Regions from separate parts of the Homo sapiens genome. Here regions 1 and 3 are each linked to region 2. The links are chromatin loops, found by intact Hi-C in ENCODE. Cell type or tissue: PC-9. All regions are shown on one strand. Each heading gives the region's core, and the rest is flanking DNA. Links, peaks and the distances in the headings are about the cores only.

Region 1 (8,371 bases), core at 1,619-6,618, 160 kb before region 2:
TGTTAGCACGACTGTGTCCAAATGGCACTGCTGCTGAGATTAGAAGTGTCTGCACAGAAGCTGGTATGTTTGCCATCAGAGCACGGTGAAAAATTGCTACTGAGAAGGATCTCTTGGAGAAGGATCTCTTGGAAGCTGTAAGTAAGGTCATTAAGTCTTATGCCAAATTCAGTGCTACTCCTCACTACATGACATACAACTGAACTTTGAAGGCTTTCAATTTAAAACTTTTAATTGGAAATCCTAACCTTATATAGACTTGTTAATAACCACTTCACAAAAAAAAATGGCTTCAAAATTGAAAAAAAGAACAGTCTTCAAGAAGTATGGGATTATGTAAAGTGATTTTAAGAAGTATGGAATTATGTAATGGTATTGTGCAAATCTATGAATTATTGGCATTCCTGAGAAAGGAGAAAACAAACAACCTAGAAAACATATTTGAGGGAATAATTCAAGAAAATTCCCTAATCTTGCTACAGAGGTAGACATCCAGACATAAGAAATCAAGAGAGCACCTGCAAGATACTATACAAAATTAACATCACCTTTCTCAAAGAGCTTAAAACAGAGCTACCATTTGAACCATGGTCTATATACCCAAAGGAATATAGATTATTATACCAAAAAGATACATGCACTTATATGCTCATTGCCACACTATTTACAATAGCAAAGTCATGGAATTAACATAGGTGTCCATCAATGGTGGATTGGATAAAGAAAATGTGGTACATATACACCATGGAATACTATGCAACTATAAAAAAGAACAAAATCATGTTCTTGACAGCAACAGGGATGCAGTTGGAAGCTATCATCCTAAGCAAATTAATGCAAGAGCAGAAAACCAAATACTGCATGTTCTCACTTATAAGTGGGAGCTTAACATTGGGTACACATGGGAACGATAGACACTTAGGACTACTAGAAGGGGAAGGGAGGTAGTGGGGGCAAGGCCTGAAAAACTACCTACTGGGTACTATGCTCACTACCTGGGTGACAAGATAAATTGTACTCCAAATCTCAGCATTACACTATATACCGATGAAATAAACCTGCACATGTACCCTCTGAATTGGAAATAAAAGCATATCTAATATATATGTGTCATCATCTTTTTACAGAAATTTAGGTTTATGGATTAAGTAACTATATGACTCAGCCAGTATCCATTATTTGTATAATTCAAACTCAAGTCTTCTGGGCTTCTCCTTATTCTGAAAAATTCAAATTTCTGTCAAGAACCCCTTAGGGTAGAGAGGAGGACACATGGAATGGGTTAGCATATGAAATTCTTTCATGAGGTCTTCTAATCTACCATGTGTTGATTAACTACATGATATATTTCAAACATATATACACCAAGACCTTGGAATGTTCATAAGTGCTGTTGGGACTAATGAAATCTAGATGGCTGTAAGTGTTACTGAACTCATAGCATCTTATTATTCCATATGTTTTTCCATCAGGGGATACCAAAAGTGTAATATTATCACATAGATAGATGAATATTTTTGCCATTAGGGGTCATTCTCAAGAACCACCACTGTTCACCATACAGCTTCCTGAATCTACTCTTTAACATGTAACGCAAGCTGAGCACCACAGAATTAAATTATTGCACCATGTGGCCACTTACATGACAAATGAAAGCCATCATACTTGACTTTAGGCTCAAGAGAGAAATATTTCACCTGAGCATGGTGACCATTTTGCAAATTATGACCTAAGAAATATGAGGGACTTGATTTTAAAAGTCATATTCTTAGGCATCGCCTCAGATCTATTAAGTCAAACTCTGTGGAGATGGGGCCCACAAAATCATATTTTTTTAAACTCCCTAGGAAATTCTGTTACCCATAAAGTCTGAGAATCACCAGTGAAAATGGATACCATGAATAAGTACTGACTATATAATACTGCATTTAAATAAGATTCAAGGATTAGCATAAACGTACATAGGATGTAAGGCCTTGAACATAGTGGTTCTTGTCCCTGAAGAAAAGAGACTATGAACTGCTAACATGTTATTAGCCAAGCGGGACTTTTTTCCCTATACTGAGATGTGAGGATGCTCTTCCAGACCAAATTTAAGATTTTTTATAAATCCTCTCTCTCTCCTACTTAATATAGCATAGCACAAACATCATTCATTAATATTGATATAGCCTCTGTCCTTATTGTTACTGTTTGCTGCATTTCATTTCATTTGTTTTCACATTCAGATATTTATTCCTTGACATATGTTGAAAATTGAATATGAGAGTTTATCCTGGTGAGTCTGTGAAGATAACTGTTGCCATGAAAACCAAATTGTCCTTAGAAGCTGATAAGAAAATGGAAACCTCAATGTGATGAACAGTGTGGAACCTTGAATTCTCACCATCCAGGATCAGCAAGAAGCTTCCACCTTTAAGGTCAACTTCAAGTGATTGGTAGTGGCCTCCTAGGCACTGTGTGGAGAAAGATTCTGAGTCCACACCTAAGCCTAGACCAAGAGAATTAGAGTAGTGGAATTGATCATGGGCAAGGTGGCAGCAAAGTGCCAGGCATTTGCTATTCTTCCTCTTAGAAGTTCAATATTTGCAGTGGAAATATGTTCCAGATTACATAACATGCAAAGTCAGAATTCCAGAAATTTCTCTTTCATATCTGACATTTAATGTAAGAGAAGCAGGATCCAAAAAGGACAAATTTCCAAAGCTACATAACTACTTGACAATGAATACCAATGCTAGAACCATTTCACACCCATAAAATGTCTCACAATGTGACAAATTCCCTTTAACCTTAGCCATATCTGTTACATAGCTTCTAGAAAGAAAGTTGAGAAAATTTCCACCATGCCAAATCAGCAGGCAGTTCTCCTGAACAGTATGTCATGATGCCGTATCCCTCTATCAAGTTGACCCCCAAACCATCAAAAAATAATCTGTAATAGTCCAACCCCAAAGGAACCAAACCAGATAATGACTGAGTTTGCTCTCTTAAGCAGAAATGCATTTCCAGAAAAGGTGGGGAGAAGGGGGCGGTTATCTGGGATAAAGTCAGCTCTGTGAAACAGAACAGACTGAGTGAATGCCACATGTTGTGATGTGCTTTCTTCCCTGGAACCTACTGAGTTGAGGGCTGGAGTATAGGCCTACAGGAGGGTGGTTATAGATTCTCCTTCCCAAATGCACTTTGAAATGCATCTTCATTGAGCCAGTAATTAAAGAAATGCATTTTTCCTGATGATGGACTTCCGCAGATAGAGATGCTCACAGCTTTATAGATCTCTCACATCTCTAACAATTAGATACCATTCCTCTACTCCAGACAACTGAGACTAAAAGGAAAATTAGCATCATAAGCATTTCAGCACCTTCCTTCTCTTAGAACCACTAGATAGTGCCCTTTCATTTCTCTGCTCTTTCCTTCTAATGGTTTTAAATGGATTTCTTAAAAAACAAATCCTGTACAGAATGTTCCTCCAATCTGTAGAGATAAACACAATTGGTGCCCATAAAGAAACTGATGCTCCATACAAGCAGCTTAATCAGAATCATCCTAGAGTGTAGGCATTGTCTACACATGACTACAGAAAGAAAGGGAATGAAAGCAGAGTACAAGGACTGAGGCAAGCTGGAGGTGGTCCCTGCAGCAGTATCCTGTGATGCTTGGCAACAGGAAATGAGATTAAAGAAATGTATCTCATTCCCCAAATATGAGGCTTTTCCAATTTACTACATCTCCTCTATACCTGGCCAGGTGTGATTAACTACAAGGATAAGGGGTGAGAGGAAAGGAGCAAGAAGCTGCAACTAGATCTTCTGCTAGGTTTACAGGTGGGCTCTACTGGCAGCACAGACGCTAGTTTATTCGGGGACCTTGTGCAAATTAGAAAAAGGTAACCCTTGCTCAAAACACTTTACTGCCATCTGCTGGAATGTTGTCAAAATAACTATTCACATCTAGAGTCACTACAAGAAAATATCCCCTGGAGGAGTGCCCTGTTGCTTACAACCCAAACAATTGTAAATTGAGGTTGCCTTGGGAGGAAATCTAGTCTGGCAGGTGAAACAGGAAATCCCAAGACTGTACAAGCATGGTTTTGGGCCAGTCTATATCAGGAGACCACAACATGTAAATCAAGATAAGGCATAAGCCATGATGAAGCACTCCAGGGGGAGCCCAGGCTCAGGAAGCCAGTGGAGTCATTGCCTCTGCAGTGAGGCTGATCATACAACCAGTTGCTGATGGAGGCAGAAGAAACTCAGCAAGTCCGAGACAGGCCCTAGCACCAACCAGACTGAGGGAGTAGGGCAGACTCCAGTGCACAGAATCAGACACAGATCTTCAGAAAATGAACGTAATTGCAAGGAAATAAGTAATTGCAACACAGGCTGTATAAGCACCCCACCATAGAAGTTAGCACAGAGGGCTGTAGGAGCACATAACAGGTGCACTTAACCTCATCTTGGAGTACCTGAAAAGGGTTCCAGAAGAAGCAGTAACTAAGGTAAAACCTAGATAGAACACAGTTCCTGCCCTCAAGGAGTTTAGAGAATAGGTCTGACCTATCTAATACAGTAGCCAGTAGCCACATGTAGCTATTGAGCCCTTGAAATGTGGCCGGTGCAATGGAGGAACTACAATTTTAATTTTATTTAATTTTCATTTTAAAACTGAAGCAATGCAAAATATTTTTTCCATTAAACACAACTTTATTGTTTGGTAGGATTACGTTTCACTCTAACCATTGCATTGGATAAGATATTACTGTTGTATTGTAATGTACATGTATTTTTCTCCTTTTAGAAAAATTACATGTCACCCTCATTATATTTCTATTAGATAGTACTGCTTTAGACCAAAGAGATAGTCATACAGTCTGAAAAGTAAAGTATTCATTATAATGCTGGGATAGAAATAGGCTCACCTAGTACTCACTGTTATCTGGAAATATTAAACAAAATGCTCAGAAGATCCTAGATGGCAGAGAAAAGAACACGTATTAAAAGCAAATGAATGTAGGCTGAATTTATAAATAAATGGGTGGCACATACTTAAGCAGAGAATGTAGAGGAGCACCTCATAATCTGACAGAGACTTGTCCTTACCCTGGGTTAGAGTCTGTGGCTGTTACAGATGTGGAAATATGATGTTCACTTTTATTACATCAGTCAGTGTGCATTAGGCTACAAATAACAAAAAGTCTAACAGCCAGTAGCTTCAACTTTAAAAGACATCCATGGTTTACTGTTTAAAAACCCAGAGGTAAAAAAATCTATGGGTGGCTCAGCAGGTGAAATGTGTCTTCAAAAATTCAGTAACTACTATCCTTTTCTCCACCTTCCGAAGGATTCAGTGTTTTATCATAGACTTGTCACTTGAAGGTCCCAAGGCAAGAAGCAATAGGGGTGGGAACAGCCAAGTTAGAGAATTTTTCCTTTAGGACATTGACATTCCAGTTCTATCCCTAGCTTCCAAGGAGGCAGAGATAGCAATTATCTGGCAAAGGAGAGCCAGAAAGCCATAATATGTTTACACAAATCCTAAGTGTTCCATTGAAACTGGACATATTGCTGCCAGGAATTATACTGTGGTCCTATTAGCAAGGACTAAAGGAAGGTAATGCATAATGTCTGCAGCATTCACTAATTGTTTCATGATATTTAAATCTCCTATATTCTGATTCTTAGCAGGTAGTTGGCTAAAAGACACTTTTAAATGAGAAAACATAAATTTTTTATAATCATATATAAAGGAGGAGAGCTACGAAAACTCTAGCCAAATCAAAGCTGTAGTAATCCAATGGCAACTTGCCTGTGATTCTCTTATTCTCATTCAGGAAAAGTGGTGTTATCTCAGTCCATTATCTTCACTGAGAAGAACAAGTATGGGATTCACAATGACTGAACTGAAAAACTTGTTTTTACTGAGAAAAAAATGAATTGTTTCTAGTATTCTTATAAAGGGATGAGAAACCTGTAAATTGCTCAGCATTATTGAACCAAGAACAAGTTATTTTTCAAATTTTTCCAAGTAACAATGGTTGTAAATGGAATGCTGTCCTCAGTGATTTTAAGACACATTTCTTAAAAAAAAATATTAGGAGCTATAAACTGAAAACTGAAGAGTGGGAAGCAATAATAAATATCAATAATCTTGGCCACTGAGGAAAAGGAATCTCCATGTGATAATCACATGGAAATTCAAATGTGCCTTCATGATATACTTCATAGTATTCTTGTAAACCACTTCCATGGAATGCCTTGCCACCAGGAGAGGCCACACAGATCACCCTCTGCAAGGACATGTCAGTGCAAAGAAAGGAATGACACAGACATAAATCAAATGAAACTGAATTATGTTTAATAATTAGAAGTACATGTGGGCCTTTCATTTCTAAAGGTATTTATTCCATTTCTATTTGTTTCTAGAAGCTAAAGTGGGTCCTGGCAATACAAGAGAAAAGAGCACTAGGTCCTACCCACAATCTGTTCATAGCCTAATGGGAGAGACACATGGGAAAACAAATGCCATTAGAATAACGAGTCTTTTAGTAATAAAGACAAGAGGCTATAAAAATGTCTTGTAGAGGAGGTGATATTTTACTTGAGTTTTTTAAATGAATAAACACTTTCCAGGGAGACAATGAGCTAAAGGAGAGTTCTGGATGAGAACCCAAAGGCAGCCATTTGATAAGCAGAATGGTGGTTGGAGAACTAGGCAAATTGTTCCACAATGCGTGTAATAAAGAGGATTCGATGGCTCTGAAAGAACAGAAAGAAAAAGGCAGAGACAACATGCAAAGGGCCTTGTACTGCACTACAGTGAAGTAGTAAGTACAGAGTTTTGCAATTGAAAAGACCTAAAATCGTGTCCCAGCCCCTTCACTACAAGCCATGTGATTTTTAATAAGACATTTCCATTTTCTGAGGCTCAATTCTTCTCTTCATCTATAAAATGTGGGTAATAAATACTTCCCAGGGCTCTTGTGTGGATGAAATAAGATAATGATTATAAAAGTACTTGGTAAACTGCAAAGCAGTATATTGGCATCCATTATGCTTATCAATATACATGCATTGTGGTTAAGTGGGATATAAAATCAGGGCAACCTGTATTCACATTACCATCCAGGAACAATTGTACTACTGTTTCCCAGTGAATTAGTGGAGGCAAAACGGGCTGCAAACTAGCTTAAGTTGTGAGAACTCATCTAACAGCGAAAATAATGCTAATTAACTGTATCGTGACTCTAGTGGCAGAGAGCCACTAAAGACTACTTCTGAAAGTGCTGAAAACTTAGTAGATGGGCCTATTGATGTAAGTCAGTGGTGGTTTTATAGATACCTTTCATGGAGCTGTTTCATTTCTATCTGAACCTGTTAGCTGCTGAGCATACCCCAGTCCTTTCCCATGGAAAAATAAGGCAGCTGTGTTACTAGGAGCAATGGTCAAATGTACTGATTACAGCTTCACCACCACTACCAGCATCCCAATGGTGCCTGTGGAACCTTGTTACCACGGCAACCATTTACAAACCCTTCAAAAGGTCTTTCTAAGGAGTTCTGCTGGAGTATAAGCTATAACCAAAGCCAGAGCTGGCTCAAATAAGTAAATCTGAGCTCTAGCTTCAGCTATGTCCCTAAATATTTCTAAGGTTTGAGAAATGATCTCAACTTATTAGGCTTTGATTGCTCCTTATCCAGAGAAAGGTTAGTCTTCACTTTTATAAGGCTCTGTGAACACCGTCCTTCAAATGGATAATTATTGAGAGCCCACACTATAACAGGTACTTTACAAATAAGGTTCTCCACCAGGAGCCTTCATGGCTATACGTTTTCATCCAGCATTTGTAATGGTTTCCTTCAGTCTCATTTCTCTTTTCTGAGCCATCCAAGTGACCTTCTCCACCAAAGGTGAGCCTTTTTAGAAAGATGCAGTTGCTCTTTCAAAAACTTGCATCTTTATAAATAAATGGCAAAGCCTTTGTAATATTTCTTAAAGAGTGAATCGGGCTGTCAAAGTTGTCTTACAGGCTTTCCAAGGAGCTCTGGTGCAGGAGTTCATGAGTCCAAGGTCCCAGGGGAGCAATGTGCTGATATGCATAAGGATCTCAACATCATTTATTAGTGTACTTAAAGTAAAAGGAAAGATGAACTTTTCATAGGAAGATCTAAGTTTAAAGCTCTATTTAATTCATTCTGTGTAACCTTGGATAAGTCACTTGATTTCTCATCCACTGTGATCAAATCTAAAAATATTAAGACTATCTCTCAAGATTGTTGTTAGACTCAAATAAGATACAGTATATGTGAAAATTATTTAAGAGCATATGTTGTTACTTTCTCATATACCAACCTGTCCTCTATACTAA
Region 2 (8,371 bases), core at 1,560-6,559:
TCCAGGAACCTCTAAGTGTTCAGCTCTCTGAAGGCTCTCTGAACCCTCTCCCTTTGGGCTTTTTATGGAGATTTCATTGCATAGGCATGATTGATTAAGCCACAGGCTATTGGCTATCAACTTAAATTTTAACTCCCTCCCCTCCCCAGAGGTTCTGAAGTAGGGCTGAAAGTCCCAACGCTCTAATCCCGGCCTTGGCTTTCTGGTGACCAACCCCCATCCTGAAGCTGGCCAGGGACTGCCAGCCATCAATCAATCATTAGCATGCAAAAAGACATACTTTGGAGACTCCAAGGATTTTAGGAATTCTATGGCAGAAAATGGAGATGAACACCAAATAGAAGGCCGGGCACAGTGGCTCACGCTTGTAATCCCAACACTTTGGGAGACCAAGGTGGGTGATCACCTGAGGTCAGGAGTTTGAGACCAGCCTGGCCAACTTAGTGAAACCCTGTCTCTACTAGAAACACAAAAAATTAGCCAGGCGTGGTGGCAGGCGCCTGTAATCCCAGCTACTCAGGAGGCTGAGGCAAGAGAATCACTTGAACCCAGGAGGCGGAGGTTGCAGTGAGCCGAGATGGCGCCACTGCATTCCAGCCTGGGCAACAAGAACGAAATTCCGTCTCAAAAAAAAAAAAAAAAGACCAAATATATATTTCACAATATCATAGATAATGAATGGCATTTTTAAAAAAAAGTTTGTCTATTAACTGCTTACCGTGTTCTTGCCATGTAGGTTCTGTATCAATGTATTCTTATATGGCTTCTATATTTTGAGTCATGTTTAGAAAAGCTTTCCCCACTCCTAGGTTATAAAGGAAGTCTGCAATGCTTTCTTCTAATTCCACTCTAGCTTCATTTCTCATTTATATATTGAATTCATTTACAGTTCATACTGGTAGAAGGTATCCTGTTTAAGTTTTTTCCTGGAAGATTATCTAATTGCTCCATCATTGTTTATTGAATAGTTCATTTTTTTCCTACTTATTGAAGCTATTATATATTAAAATTCCCATAGGTGTGGGGTCTATTTATGTAATTTTTATTCTGTTTAATTTTTTATTAGCCAAAACTTGGGTTTTAACTATTAAGACTTTATAATATGCTTTAATATCTAAAGGGCTAGTCATCCCTCATTGCTTTTTCTGAGTTTCCATGGCTATGTTTTAATTTTCTTTGTGAACTTCAGAGTCAGCTTGTCTAGTTCCAAAAGTATTTTTTAATTTTTAGTATTTTCATTAGGATCATATTAAATTTATTTAACTTAGGGAGAATTTGCAACTTTTCACTGTCAAATCTTCCTAAGAATATGGTACATGTTCCTACTTGTTTTATCTTAAAGATTATTTTAGGGTTTTCTTCATATATGTCTTTACATTTTTTGTTAAGTTTGTTTCAGGTTTACAGTATCTCCAGTTTTCAAAAATGTGTATCTCTGATTTCTTCCTTTTGCCTATTTGCACTGGCCACTACTTACAGTATAATGTTATGGGCAGTGTTGGTAGCGGGTATTCTTGTCTTATTTCTGATTTTAGAGGAGTTTTCCTAATAAGCATACAGGCTTTTGAACCAAAATAGACATATTTTTATGAAATTAAGGAAATATCCACCTTTCTTATTTTCTTGAGTGTATTTTTTTAAATCAATATTAGTTGTTTAATCTCCTGAATGATTGTTTTAACATTTTTTAATACAATCAAATTATTTTTCTCCTTGGATTAATTACAATGATTGATTACATTCATAGATTTACCAATGTTGAACAATCTTTATATTTCTCAAATCAAACCCATTTCCTTTTATGTGACATTGAATTACTTCCTGTTATTTTACTTACACCTTTTGCATTGATATTTACAAGTGGCATTGAACTAATAGTTTTATTTTGGGGGCAATCTTTGTCAGTATCAGTGTTACACTTAATTCATAAGAAGTTTTTGAAAGTTTTCTTTCATCTTCTATGCTCCAGAACAGTTAAAATAGCATTAGAATAATTTACTCTTGAAAAGCTTGGTAGAATTCCTCTATGACAGTCATCTGGCCCTGGAGCTTTTATGTTTGAGAAGATGGCAGTAGGAGCTCTTTAACAATAATTTCTATTATTTTATGAAAATCTATTGAGGTTAATATTGGCAAATTGTAGTTCCCTAGAAATTTCATCCATCAGACAGACAATATCTTCCAAAAAGGCTTCCCAGAAATGGCTGCCAATTTCAGCAGTCAGATAGCTGAACATTGGGTCTCATTATTGCGACATTCCAAGAAACATACAGAACCTAGCGAAAGATTTGCATTCCATCCAAGTTTTATATGTATAGCCAAAGACCAAGCCCTATTTGTGTTGCATGTTCCAGGATGCTTTGGCCTGAAATATGCTTTCCTTTCTCACCTGGGACATATTTACACATGAGTTATACTTTACCCACTTCTAAAAAGAATCTGAGGCAGTACACTTCAATCCAATTCCAGCACGAACCAGGAACATGTGGCAGTCAGCCAGCATCTATCTACATTTTAAATGTAATAATAAGGAATAATCAATTCGTGTTTGTAAAATTCTTTGGAATGACATTATCGTAACCAATATTACTGGTGCATTTTTCTGTGAAGAACAGCGGTTCTCAACAGGGGCGCATTTGCCTCACAAGGAACATTTGGCAATGTCGGGAGATATTCTGGGTTATACAAGTGGGAGATTAGGAATGCTACTGGCATCTAGTGGGCAGAGGCCAGGATACTGTGAAACATCCTATAATGCACAGGAGAGCTCCCTACAACAAACAATTGTCTGGCCCAAAATATCAATAATGCTGAAGCTGAGAAACCTGTGTAGGAATTTTTCTTTCTCTGTTTGTGTTTCAGGATTTTATAGCTACCTTGGGAAAACTTTCAGGATTACATGGCCAGGACCTTTTTGGAATTTGGAGTAAAGTCTACGACCCTTTATATTGTGAGGTAAAAGAAAAAAAAATCACAGGTTAACTTGCAATCTGATTTTATGATTTATGCTTATTTTGAAATAGATGAATATCTTTTCTTTCACTTCTTTATGAATGTATTACTTATACTTCTTTTGACATTGAAACGTAATTCACAACTTCCTTATATTAACTTGAAAATGCTGACTTCTCTTTTCTCTCTATTATTATTTATGTTTTCACCCTTTAGAAAATTACAAGCAAAATTGCTTTTCTTCTATGAGTTTCCACTTTAGTTTTTTCCCCCCTTGGATTCAGTAGGAGCTTATTTATTTTGCAGCCACTCAAAAATGCTGGGTTCCTGTCCTTGGTCTTAATGAAAAAACAATGTTGTTATAAAGAAAGAGGGGAAAATTACCTGATTTCCGAATGTAGAAATAAACAAGCAAAATATAAGCCAGGCTATTTATATTTGCTTAACAAGAAAGAACTTCTTTCTTGCTTTGCGATGCATTTGAAATACCGTTTGTGGCCAGATAAATTACGATTGCTTTTCAAGGTTACATGGTGTTTCTCACTCACCATGCTCCACCTTCTGGCCAAAAGGAGTACTCTCTGTTCCTGTTTTCCCAACTAGCTCACTAAATATGGGGCAAGATTCTGACCACCCACCTAATTCATATTGACTTCTAACTTTGAGGTCATCGTGAGAGTCTGGGGGGCAGCAATTACTTCCGTAGTTCTATCTTAATAACAGATGACACAGTTTGCCTCCATCCATCCTAAAGTTAATTGACCCAATCACATGCTACTTTCCCAGTATTTTCACTTAATCATCAGCAACTATTTCAGTGAAAATTCATTAGCATTGTAAAAGACTCTTCAGTGAAAACAAGAGCCCCCATTTTTGTTCCAGTCATAATTTTTTTTTCTTCCTTACTACAGTTTGATCTGAGCTATTCCAAAATGTGGTCATGTCATGTGATATTTTTTCCAAATCTCTCTCACTTATTTCCTCTGTAGGTCACTCCACTTTGGTCTCCTCTTTCACGAACTCACTTTCTCTCACTCTTAATCCTGCCTTTGAAACTGGGGGACTCCTAATCAACTCTTCCTAACGGGTAATAAATATTGGCACAAGGTCTCACCTGCCCTGCTTGTACTTAACCATTCATTTAACGCATATTTACCAAGTATCCACTGTGTGCAAGGTGCAGGCTTTCCTCAAGAGTCAGTGAACTACAGCCAGGTATGGTGGCTCCTGCCTGTAATCCCAGCACTTCTGGGAGGCTGAGATGGGAGGATCATTTGAGGCTAGAAGTTCAGGATGAGCCTGGGCAGCATAATGAGGCCCTACCTCTACAAAACACTTTTAAAAATTAGCCACGTGTGGCCAGGTGTAGTGGCTCATGCCTATAATCCCAGCACTTTGGGCTAAGGTGGGCGGATTGCCTGAGCTCAGGAGTTCGAGACCAGCCTGGCCAACATGGCGAAATTTCATCTCTACTAAAAATACAAAAATTAGGCGGGTGTGGTGGCGCATGCCTGTAATCCCAGCTACTCGGGAGGCTGAGGCAAGAGAATCGCTTGAACCCAGGAAGTGGAGGTTGCAGTGAGCTGAAATCGTGCCACTGCACTCCAGGCTGGATGACAGAGCAAGATTCTGTCTCAAAAAAAAAAAAAAAAAAAAGTGCCACGTGTGGTGGCATGCACCTATAGTCCCAACTACTCAGGAGGCTGAGGTAGGAGGATTGCTTGAGTCCTGGAGTTTGAGGTTACAGTGAGCTGTGATGGCCACTGCATTCCAGCCTTGGTGACAGAGCAAGACAATGTCTCTGAAAAAAAAAAAAGAAAAAAAAAGTCAGCAAACTAGACCTTGATGGGGGTAGGGGAGAATATATTACTGAAGGCTCCAGAAATATATTGCCTTTCCTAACTGGCCTCTCAGGCAGCCCATTCAGCTTTTAAGGAAATATCATTTAACTCTGTCAGGTTCATAGAAAGATTTCTAACCCTTTCATAAAGGAATGAGGTATTATTTCCCTACTGCACCCTTACTCTGCAAAATATGAGCCACCCACTGATCCAGAGTTAAACCAAAAGCTATGGACTGGGTAGGAATGGGTAAATTCATTTATATAAGCTTTTCTTCTGAAAGTCAATACCACTACTTATCACAATATGAAGTTCTTTTAGAAAGAAATGGCAGGACAAGAAAGTCTGGCCCTACTAGTTCTTGTGAGGTGAAAAAGGATAAGTCAACAAAGAGGACAGTCATATAAATACACATACATTTTTCTTCCTTTTTCTTTGCTACAGAGTGTTCACAATTTCACTTTACCCTCCTGGGCCACTGAGGACACCATGACTAAGTTGAGAGAATTGTCAGAATTGTCCCTCCTGTCCCTCTATGGAATTCACAAGCAGAAAGAGAAATCTAGGCTCCAAGGGGGTAAGTATTAAAAAATGAGAGGAGCATATTGGATTTGTGGTTGAATGATCCAGGTCTGAGTCATTCCCTCCACTAATCAACTGTGTGATCTCAGACAGTTCACTTAATCACTCTTGCACCAGCTTCCATTCTGCAAAATGGGGATATTAATGATACCTACTTCATAGACAGTGAGTATTAAAATGAATGTATGTATTCAAATGGCTTAGAGCAAACAGTACCTGGTACATAATACACTGTCAATAAATGTCATATGTTAGTATAATCATAACTATTACTCACTCAAGCCCTTAGTTTTCTATCTGGAAAATGAAAGCTAAAGCTAAATGATCCTTTCCATCCCCTCCAGATCAAAAATCAAGGATCTGTGTCTGAGCCACATGAAAATCAATTGTGTCTTGTGGCCTATATGATGAATTTTTCAAGTGGGAGGTATGACAAAAGTGGCCTGTTTTCCTGAAACCCTGAGTGGTAGTCATTGTGAAAGCCGATAAAATATATTTTTCAGGCTAATTGTTATATTTTTCAGACCAATTATGTGCTGTTAAAATATGTTGCAATTGACAAGTTTATAACACAGCTTGAAATTTTTCATTGACATTGAAAGCTGTTGAGATTTATTTATCAGTGATGCCTCTTCTTGGTTAGAACTGGCTCTTCGTAGCACAGGACACCCTGTCATATGAAGGCAGACCCAGGCAAGAGGATGCTGGATTCTTGTAATCAGGATAAGTGGATGGAAGAAAAAAGTCAGGACCAGCAAAGACAAGGACAGATGTTGGGGCTTATGAGAGAAACTGGATGGGCAGGCCAAGATACCAAATGAGGTGTCAGACTTAGATGTGGTTATCATAGGTATTAAAACTAGGGATAAAGAAGAAGAGAAAGTTCATCATGTCAGGTTGACGTAATGAGGAAAGTCCAAGCCACAGGAGATGGTCCAAGTCAGGCTGACACACATATTCAAGGCATTTTGAGATTAATACAATCACATCATGATTCCAGCCATTGACAGACACTATTCACCACAGCATCAGGACAAGTCCATCAAAATCCCAAGAGAATGCATAGAGGCAAAGCATATTAGGGCTGGACCAGACTGGGAGGTTGTTCACTGAGGCTACTTAACTAGGGAAAAAATTCAAATCACTGACCAGAAAAGGAATCAATTATAGCTAGAAAAGCAGGGCTGCACACCAGGTATAAAGAGTGAGGCAAGCTGTAACCAGGGGAATGAGGTATGAAACCAGGATGGTCAGGAGCAAATTCATGTGAGATGAATAAAGTAGGTTGGGGCAAAAAATTTAGGACAGTGGCCATTAACGACATGAGGTTGTTGTAGATCTGCTATTACAAAAATCCTGATTGCATGGCACAGAGACAGACTTGATAGAAATGTGCAAGTCCTTACTTCACATTAAACACATGAGCAACAAGATCCAGCCTTGAGGAAGGGAGAGTCTCCAGAGAGGAGTCTTAGATGGAAGCTGGAGTGTTGGAAAAAATTACCAGGCGGGATACAGACTGTGTCTATGGGCAGAACCCAGGAAGAAGCTCAATCTTAAGTGCTTAACAACAAAAGATGTAGAGGGTGCCTTGGAAGCCACATAAGCACTCAGCCTCATTTCTGGCCCACCAGGTGCCAGCAGTGTGACTCAGTTGCAAGCCCCATCAAATGGTGGAAGCGGGACTCTTGATTTATTTCCCCCAACCTAGTTATGGTGGATTCAGGCACCTAGTCCCTCACAACTCAAAGTGCAGTCTACTTTTCAGCATCGGCATCAACTACCACCTGGCTAGAAACACAGGCCCCACTCCCAAACGAGTTGAATCAGGATCTGCATTTGAATAAAATCCCAACATGCTTTATACCAGACAGGAGTTGACAGTAGTCTAATAGTAGATGTAGGGATGTGTATGTATGAATAAGAAATGGAGTTGCTCCACTTTCCTCATGTTTCCTCTTTTATTTCCCTTGCCTACTAGAAGATTACATTTGGGAGAAGCCACTTCCCCTCTCTGGATCTCTGTTTCACTACCTATGAGGAGATTAAACTAGACTGTCTATAAGAGTCCTTCTCTGAGTTGTTCTCTGATCTTGGATTCTAAAGGCTGGCACTTGTATGAAACCAGCTGTCCTGCTTTCTGGAAAAAGTCCAGCGCCATTGTTAAGCAGGAAAATTTCTCCTGTGTGGTTCTGCCAAAACAAAAGCTCAGACTATTATTCAGATCTGGCTGGGCAAGAGAGATTTGTCAACTACATGTTTATTGAATGATGAAACAGCTGCACACATTCCTGCACAGAAAACACACATTGTCTAGGTGACAAAGAGTAATGTGGACACATCAGGGCCATCTTCTGACCTTTGCTAGTTTTTTTGTTAGTTTGTTTTGTTTTTGTTTCTTTGTATTTTTTGTTTGTTTTTGTGTCTGTTTTTGAGACAGGGTCTCATTCTGTCCTCCAGGCTGGAGTGCAGCAGCATGATCACGGCTCACTGTAGCCTTGACCTCCCAGGCTCAAGCGATCCTCCCACCTCAGACTCCCAAGTAGCTGGGACTACAGTCATGCACCACCATGCCCAGCTAAATTTTTTTTAAATTTTTTGCAAAGACAGGGTCTCCTTATGTTGCCCAGGCTAGTCTTGAACTCCTGGGCTCAAGCGATCCTCCACCTTGGCCTCCCAAAGTTCTGGGATTATAGGCATGAACTACTGTGCCCAGTCTAGAATTTTTATTTCATCATTTAACTTCAGGGGTGACACTGTTCAGTAAGACACACACACATACACACACACACACACACACACACACACCAAAAAAATCCCTGGGGCAAATTTAGGATCATATGGCTGGTCATATCAGTGAAAAGAGAGCTCTTCTTGCTCTAGGCCAGAGGTTGGCAAACTACTGCCTGTATGCCTAATCCAGCCCACTACCTGGTTTTGTAAATAAAGTTTTATTGAAATACAGCCACACTCATTCATTTATGCATTGTCTATTG
Region 3 (8,371 bases), core at 1,857-6,856, 56 kb after region 2:
GCCTGAGTCACTGAGGCCACCCCTCCCCCATCCTGGCAGTGGTAGGGAGTGGTGCAGAGAGCATCTCTGGGAATTTGGAGTGGAAGAACACAGCCACTGGGTGCTGTCCTGTTAGAGCAGAAAGGAAAACCAGACTAAACTCAGCTGACCCCTGCCTATAGAGGGAGCATTTAAACTAGCCCTAGCCAGAGAGGAATCATGGATCCCAGGGGTTTAAACTTGAGTTCCCATAAATTTTGCCACTGGGGGTTATAGTGCTGTCTGTCTCCAAGAAAACTTAAAAGGAAGTCTAGGCCATAAGGACTGCAACACTTAAGCAAGTCCTTGTGCTGAACTAGGCCCAGAGACAGTGGTCTGGGGGCATCATACCAACTGGGGCAGCCAATGGAGTGCTGGAATCACCTTTCCCCTAACCCCAAGCTGCACAGCTTGTGGCTCCCTTCCTTCCACTTGACTAGAGAAGAGGAAATAGTTGGGGAGACTTTATCTTGGGTCTTGGATACCAGCTCAACCACAGCAAGATAGGGCACTGGTTCTGGCCTTAGCTCCCAGATGACATTTCTAGATACACCTTGGGCCAAAAGGGAACCCACAATATTGAAGGAAAGGACCCAGTGCTGGCGGCATTCATCACCTGCTGACGGAAGAGCCCTTGGGCCCCAAATAACCAGCAGCAATACTCAGGTACTACATTGAGTGCCTTGGATGAACCTGTGAGAATTGCTGGCTTAAAAAAGGAAGAGGCGGACATTAAGAAAGTCAAATGAATAGTTGTGAATTTCAAGCTGGGCAAGGAGAAAAGAGGTGGAAAGGATGTGGAGCTGACACAAAGGGGAAGATGGACAGAACAGGCAGATCAGAGGTTTTTATGAGATTAAATGGAGTAAGAGCCAGAAGGACGAAAGGTTTGGTCAGTTACTGGAACTTTAGACTTCGATTTCTAAGATGGTTCAAACTCCCAATTACAAAGTGTAATGCAATGAATGGGTAACTGAATTGTGACAGGTGACAACATGCTAATAGCCCTCGCTCCCTCTCAGCGCCTCCTTGGCCTGGGCGTCTGCTCTGGCCACGCTGGAGGAGCCCTTCAGCCCACCGCTGCGCTGCAGAGGCCCCTCTATGGGGCTGGCCGAGGCCAGAGCCGGCTCCCTCTGCTTGCAGGGAGGTGTGGAGGGAGAGGCGTGGGCAGGAGCCGGGGCTGTGCGAGGCGCTCGCGGACTGGTGCAGGTTCTGGGTGGGCGCCAGCTAGGCAGGCCCCGCACTGGGCGCAGCCGGCCAGCGCCTGCTGGGCTTCATCCAGGGATGAGCTCCCTCTGGGCTGCCAGAGTGCTCCCGCTAGATGCGGCAAAGTCCCGCTGCAAGTGCCAGTGAAAGGTGAAGCCGGCTGGGCTTCTGGCACGGGTGGGTACTTGGAGAACTTTTCCATCTAGCTAAAGGATTGTAAATGCACCAATCAGCACTCTGTGTCTAGCTAAAGGTTTGTAAACGCACCAATCAGCACTCTGTGTCTAGCTAAAGGTTTGTAAATGCACCAATCAGTGCTCTGTGTCTAGCTAACCTGGTGGGGACTTGGAGAACTTTTCTGTCTAGCTAAAGGATTGTAAATGCACCAATCAGCGCTCTGTGTCTAGCTAAAGGTTTGTTAACACACCAATCAGCACTCTGTCAAAACGGACCAATCAGCACTCTGCAAAACGGACCAATCAGCTCTCTGTAAAATGGACCAATCCGTTCTCTGTAAAATGGACCAATCAGCAGGATGTGGGTGGGGCCAAATAGGGGAAGAAAAGCAGGCTACCCGGGCCAGCAGTGGAAACCGGCTTGGGTCTTCTACTATGTGGGAGGTTAGTTGTTTTGCTCTTTGCAATACGTCTTGCTGGTGCTCACTTCTTGGGTCCACACTACCGTTATGAGCTGTAACACTCACTGTGAAGGTCTGCAGCTTCACTCCTGAAGCCAGCGAGACCACAAACCCATCAGAAGGAAGAAACTCTGGACACATCTGAACATCTGAAGGAACAGACTCCGGACACCCTATCTTTAAGAACTGTAACACTCACAGGGTCCACAGCTTCATTCTTGAAGTCAGCGAGACCAAGAACCCACCAATTCTGGACACAATTGGAGTGAAAATAAAGTGATTGGAGGTGAATTCAAGCAATAATAACATCTTGGATGGAACAACTATTAGACCATTAAAAGTCTACAGGGTAATGGTAGCAACTGAGGAGCTTAAAGAACTAAGACCCAACAGCTGACATCATCAGAGAGGTCAGCAGATGACACAGTGAAGGCATTTCTAGCAAGGAAGACTTGTTTGGAGCAGAGTAGAAGTAAGGATCCTGAGCTTTGCAAGGTCATGACATCCAGGATTCAGAGCTGGAATTAAACTTCAAAATTTCAAATTTCTGGTAGTTAACAGATCTACTTACAACATCTATTTCATAAGGGTCTGTGACAATCCAGTTAGATGACATATATAAATAACCTAGTGCAGTGGTAGTTAGTATTATAATTAGTATAATTCACCTTGTTATGAACTCCTGTGAGTAGAGAGGAAACACATGTCGCTAATCACATCCCACATTTTCATTTGGGAGATAGGCTGTTGGAAAACAGACTAAGGGACCCACTGGATCACGCCACCATTCTGTGATTGGTCTGGATTCTAAAACCGGTTCCTTATTCCCAACACTGAATTTAATTCATTCTGAACAAGACAAGTTGCATTTGTTTTAAAAACTCCCTGAATGCATTTAGGTAAAGAGAAATAAATCTGCCTTGAGCTTCACATTGGCAAGAGAACATACCATTTTAAGAAATGAAACAAATAAAAGTGAATCTTTAAGTTTTAGGAAATATAGTATACTGCTATAAGATCGGAATATATAACTCAAAATTGTTTTATTGGTTAGTTTTACCACCTTAATACAAAATGTACTACTAGAAGCTTAAAAAGAGCATGTCTTTTGAATTTTAATGAATTTTAGTGAAATTTAATTACAGATTAAAGTTAGATAAATGGGTTGGTGGAATACAGGTCTAAATATTCATTATGTGTCCATTAATTAAACTGCTTATTATTAAATTAACTTGTTAATTTAATTTTTTGACGAATTACAATTAAAATTTTTTCATTTTGTGAAAGACCTAGTTCATGGTCCCAGCTGTATATGATACAAGTGAATACTAATTCATAGCTGAACAACTATCATTTACTCTTTAAAGCATAAGTGTATATTATTCAATGATGTATCTATGGAAGACTTTTATCTTAGACTCACTCAATAGCTATATTTTTGATGGAATAAGGCAGAGACCTGAGCAAAATTTGGTAACTGTGATTGAGGGAGTGGAGAATTTGGGCTCCTTTTCTTCATGAGCATTTTTTCTTCAACCTCTTGCTTTTCTTCAATGGCTTTTTGAAGGGAAAAGTCATTATTACTAGGAAAATCTCTTTTATATTACTCTTTAATTTTATTTTGAGTAAATTTGTGTGTGTGTATGAGTGTACATTCTCTAAATTTTAACACGTGTAGATTCCTGTTATCTACCACCATAATCAGGATGTAAAACAGTTCCATCACCCCCCAAAATATCCCTTGTGCTATTTCTTTTTGGTCACCACCTCCCCCTGCCCATAACTCCTGACAACCACTAATCTGTTCTCCATCTTTATAATTTTGTCTTTTCGAGGCAGTCATAAAAATAGAATCATGCAGTAGACTTTTCTAAGACCAAACCAAACAGAATCCCTAGGCTAGCAAATGGCTGATGTCACAAAATCATGCAATTTATAAAGATGCCATTTTTGGAAGTTTTACCGCCTTTTCTTACTATACTGCTTGAGTGCACCAGATACTGTTTTTCAATCTAGAAAGTACTAAGAACTCCAAAGACCCCCCACTCCACCCGCTTTCTCTCAACAGTCTTAATCACAGACAATTGTCAGTATCTGTAAGTACTACTTACATGTTAGCTTTCATCCTATAGGGCTGAGTCTGGGATGTTTTAGTCACTAAAACAGTATTTCTCAGAGCAGGGCCTCTCAAATGTCTCGTTACCATGAGGGGGTAACTTCAGTGGTATCAGTATACAGAACCTTCCCACTGTTCCAACATTTGTAAATATCCTTGTTATAGATCTTTTGCATGGTATAATCATTGTGACACAAGAAGCTGGGGCCCATAGTCTTTCCCAAATGTTTCTGAGGTTGCTCAGAGGGTTCAACCACTAGTTTGTGGGTATAGTCTGCCATCTACAGTCCACAGGTGGTCTTTGCATGCTTGCTTTCATGGCAGTTTAAAAATGTGATTTAAATGCAAATAATATGTTTTGGTGTCTTCTGTGAAAGAATGGAATAGTGCATCTGGATTTCTTATCAACAATCTGATGATCTGACTCCCTCCTTCAAAACATTATACCTAGCTAAAACTCTGTCCAAATTCCCTTAATATTGGGCCAGAATTTGGGTATCACTGATCTGAAGAAAAAAATATTGGGGAGTGAGTTATATCAGTCTAATTCTGGGGTAGCTTACATGGTTTGAGGTTCGTATGTTTAGTTTACACACTTCGAGTTTCAATTAAGGTTCCCAGCTGTTGGGGGAAAAAAACACTTTTCCTCATGCAGATTTAAATTCTGTGGTCAGAAATGCAGAAGGAAAGGTAGAACAAAAAGTAGTTCAAGTCTTTGCAATTTTATTTCTCTTTTCCTGAAACCTTCTGCCACCCATTTCTTCACCAGATTCTTTTATTATCAAGATTCAGGCCTCAACTCAAATGTCACCTTCTAGAGAGGCTTTCTCTGACCAAGTGAGTAAAGCGGCTACTCTGTCCTTCTCATCCCCATTACTTTCTAGCCCATTACCCTGATTTTATTTCTTCATATCACTTAGCACTAACTTAAACTGTCTGATTCAGTCATATTTCTATATATTTATTGTCTTTATCTCTTCCCCCTCACCCACTAGAGCAAGGGCCTTTTCTTGTTCACTACTACATCCCCAATACTTAGAACAGAGCCTGACCCATAATAAATGCTTTAAAAACATTGGTTGAAAAAAAATAAATAGATACAATAATTTGGTGACACTAGCCATCTAGTGATTTGGTTTGGTCTGGTTAGAAAAGTCTACAACATCATGAATGCTCACCTCAAGCAACTCCGAACTATGGGGAACTCCTGAAACCATAGCAGTGTACTGGGAAGAGTTTTCTGAGCAGCCCATCCTGGGAGTTTTGGAGAGCACTGTTTTAATTGCTGGAGGAAAATAGCTTTTAAAAGCAAATTTGAGATTGTGATTTGATAAAAAAAAATGTTCATGTAAGATTAAAAAACTTGGACTCTGATCCCTAGATTTAAGGGGAGCTCTAACAATAATTATCCCCAGAGTTCCAGTTTCACGTAAGAAGGAGTAAGCATGCTTCACACCTTTTCTCACACTGAATATAATTACAAACCCTGGACAGAAGGCAAGAACAAGTATTTGAAGACTCTGAAAAGTAAATAACAGCAGCCAAATTTTGTAGTACCATTAATCTAAATCCATACATATCAATCATAACATGAATGTAAATGATCCAAACATACTAATTTAAAAATAGGAATTTTCCCTAAGCTCATCAAGCAGTATACATTTTATATATACAAGTTATATGTAAAAACTTCTTTTATATGTCGGACCTCAAAAAAGTGAGATTTTTTTTTAAAAAAGAAATTGTCAAAATGGATTTTTAAAAACCGTGACTCAACTCTATGCTATTTACAAGAAACACAATTCAAATATAATACACATTGATTAAAAGTATGGGTGTGTGCCTGTAGTCCCAGCTACTCGAGAGCCTGAGGCAGGAGGATCACTTGAGTCCAGGAGTTCGAGGGTGCAGTAGGCTATGATCACACTACTATACTCCAGCTTGGACAACAGGGAGAAATTCCATCTCTTAAAAATAAATAAATAAGACTGAGACACGAGGATCTGGTGTTCCAACCCAGCAGGAAAATGCGGCCTTTGACTGAAGAGGAGACCCATGTCATGTTTGAGAAGATTGTGAAGTACATCAGGGAGAATCTTCAGCTGCTGCTGGACCGGCCTGACCGCACCTACTGTTTCTGGCTGCACAACGACCGGGTGGACTATGTGAGTGAGAAGATTGTGAAGCTGGATGCCAATATCTCCGGGGACAAGCTGGTGTCACTGGGGACCTGCTTCGGAAAAGTCACTAAGACCCACAAGTTTCGGTTCACGTCACAGCCCTGAATTACCTTGCACCTTATGCCGAGTATAAAGTGTGGATAAAGCGTGGTGCAGAGCAGTCCTTCCTCTATGGAAACCATGTGTTGAAATATAGTCTGGGTCGAATCACCGAAAATAGTTCTCAGTACCAGGGGAGTGGTGGTGTACTCCATGGCAGACATCCCTTTGGGTTTTGGGGTGGCAGCAAAATCTACACAAGACTGCAGAAAAGTAGACCCCATGGCGATTGTGGTACTTCATCAAGCAGACATTGGGGAATATGCACAGCATGAAGAGACGTTGACTTAAAACGAAGTCATTGCAAGGACAGCTGTGTGGAAGGGCCGAGTTTTGTTTCCTGTGTTTGTGTAGACTCCACCATCATGTTGAATTTTGTCAACACTATGGCCTCTTCAGGGACATCTTAGTTTACTGTACTCTCTATCACTGACAGATGCAGGCTGGATTCTTATTATATACAGAGATGGCTCAAAAATGGGGTTTCAGATCTTTGTGTTTGTGATGAAACAGAATACTCCGTTTCAAAAAAATTTAAATAAATAAATAAAGGATGGGAAAATACACATATTCTCAGTAGGAAAGCAAACATGTCTTCCATATGAAACAAGTATTACACCATTCATTTGTGTATTCATTCATCAAATATTTATTGAAAATATACTAGGTTCAAGACATGATGCTGAACATTTTTATCTAACTCATAATCTTAAAAGCCATATTTAAGAGTGAATTATGTCAGTCAGGGACCAGATGATAGTACCTGAATCACAGTAGATAGGTAGAAATTGTAAAAATAAATAAAGTAAACAAAAAAACCTATAGTCCAATACTTGAGATAGCTTTTGATCTATAAAGGCAAAATTTCCACATGTGCATCAAGATTGTCAGGCAAATTCATTAAGTGGAAATAAAATGGAGAGAGCAAAATCAGTTGAATAAAAGAAATAATTATATTCTTTATTGAGTTATACATCTTTCTTTTAAATAAGCATGTTTAACAAAATTGAGGTAGCAAATACAGTAATCAGTCCACCACTGTCACATGGAAAATAGTATTACAATTAGAAGAGAAGTTAAGATGAGGTTAGGAATCCTCATTGATAGGGAGTATTATGTGGATCTTCTATTCTGTTTTTGGTTAAATAGATATACTTTTCTTTAAAGTAGGGGTTTTGTTTGTTTGTTTGTTTGTTTTTTCCATTTCTACCCCTCCCAGTCTGATCCAGTTACCATCATCTGGGCTTCTGACTAATGCACTCTTAAATATGTCTTTTAAGATTATGAGTTACTATCTAAAAATGTGAAGAACTTATCATTATACCTTAAACTTAGTAGATTTTCAATAAATATTTGATGAACGAATGCATAAATGACATGATACTTGTTTGATATGAGATACATGTTTGCTTTCCTATTGGGACTTAGAGATTCCAGAAACATTAAGTTGGATATTCCTACAGTCCTAGGAGAATAATGGGAAACTTTCAAAGCACTTAGCATGTGTCAGAGACTATTCTAAGTGCTTCATAAATATTTACTGCTCTAGTCTTAACAAACATTTAAAAGCTATTATTCCTAGCCCTATTTTTAGATGAGGAAACTGAGGCACAAAGGGTTTTAATAACTTGCTTAAATTCTGCTTTCTTAAAGAACTACTAGTAAATGATAGACATGGGATTCAATGTCATGTAGTCTGGTTCCAAAGTTCCCACTCTAAACTGCTACTGAATTTGTATTCCAGTAGGTCTGCAAGTTGAATGTGCATCAGAATCACAATCAATCACATTCAACTTGTTAAAACAGATTTCTGGGCCCTATCCACAGAGACTCTGATTCAGTTGGTCCAGGGTAAATTCTGAGAATTTGCTGATCTAACAAGTTCCCAGGTGATGCTGATTCTTTTGGTCCAAGGTGCAGAAGTATACTTGAGAAGAAATCAAATTGCTACTGTGGACATTTCTTCTGTCTAATCCACTCTGGCTGAAAATAGAGGTTTCTGATCCTGACTGGACAGTACTCAAACTTCATATGCACACTGAGATGTGAGAGCCTAGTACATCTGGCTCTCAAACTAAAGTATGATTCCATATTCTTTCTCCCTACTGTTTGATC

Evidence for each region. Peaks named below come from ENCODE experiments on the same cell type or tissue, not always from the same donor. Only the 100,000 strongest peaks of a DNase experiment are listed, where the experiment ranks them.
Region 1: it touches region 2 in a loop (4-fold over the local background); 2 of 110 quality-filtered maps call a loop at or near these places.
Region 3: a loop joins it to region 2, with 3 times the contacts of the local background. A loop is called at or near these places in 73 of 110 quality-filtered maps.

The regions. Positions count from the first base shown.
Region 1 is chr3:132,176,511-132,184,881 of GRCh38, forward strand. It overlaps the pseudogene PSMC2P1. Among named protein-coding and RNA genes, the nearest start is that of TRC-GCA6-1, 48 kb to the right of the region's middle. In PC-9, for the core only: CTCF peaks have their summits at 3,903 (motif pointing left) and 4,109; a DNase peak (open chromatin) is centred at 4,031.
Region 2 is chr3:132,339,690-132,348,060 of GRCh38, forward strand. ACP3 (acid phosphatase 3) reads left to right here. Exons shown (of 10, transcript NM_001099.5): 6 at 2,863-2,955; 7 at 5,238-5,370. Among named protein-coding and RNA genes, the nearest start is that of ACP3, 26 kb to the left of the region's middle. In PC-9, for the core only: CTCF peaks have their summits at 3,543 (motif pointing left) and 3,746; DNase peaks (open chromatin) are centred at 3,492 and 5,212; H3K27ac peaks cover 1,322 bases.
Region 3 is chr3:132,395,249-132,403,619 of GRCh38, forward strand. It overlaps the pseudogene NIP7P2. Among named protein-coding and RNA genes, the nearest start is that of DNAJC13, 18 kb to the right of the region's middle. In PC-9, for the core only: CTCF peaks have their summits at 4,247 (motif pointing left) and 4,447; no DNase peak of the experiment used is centred there.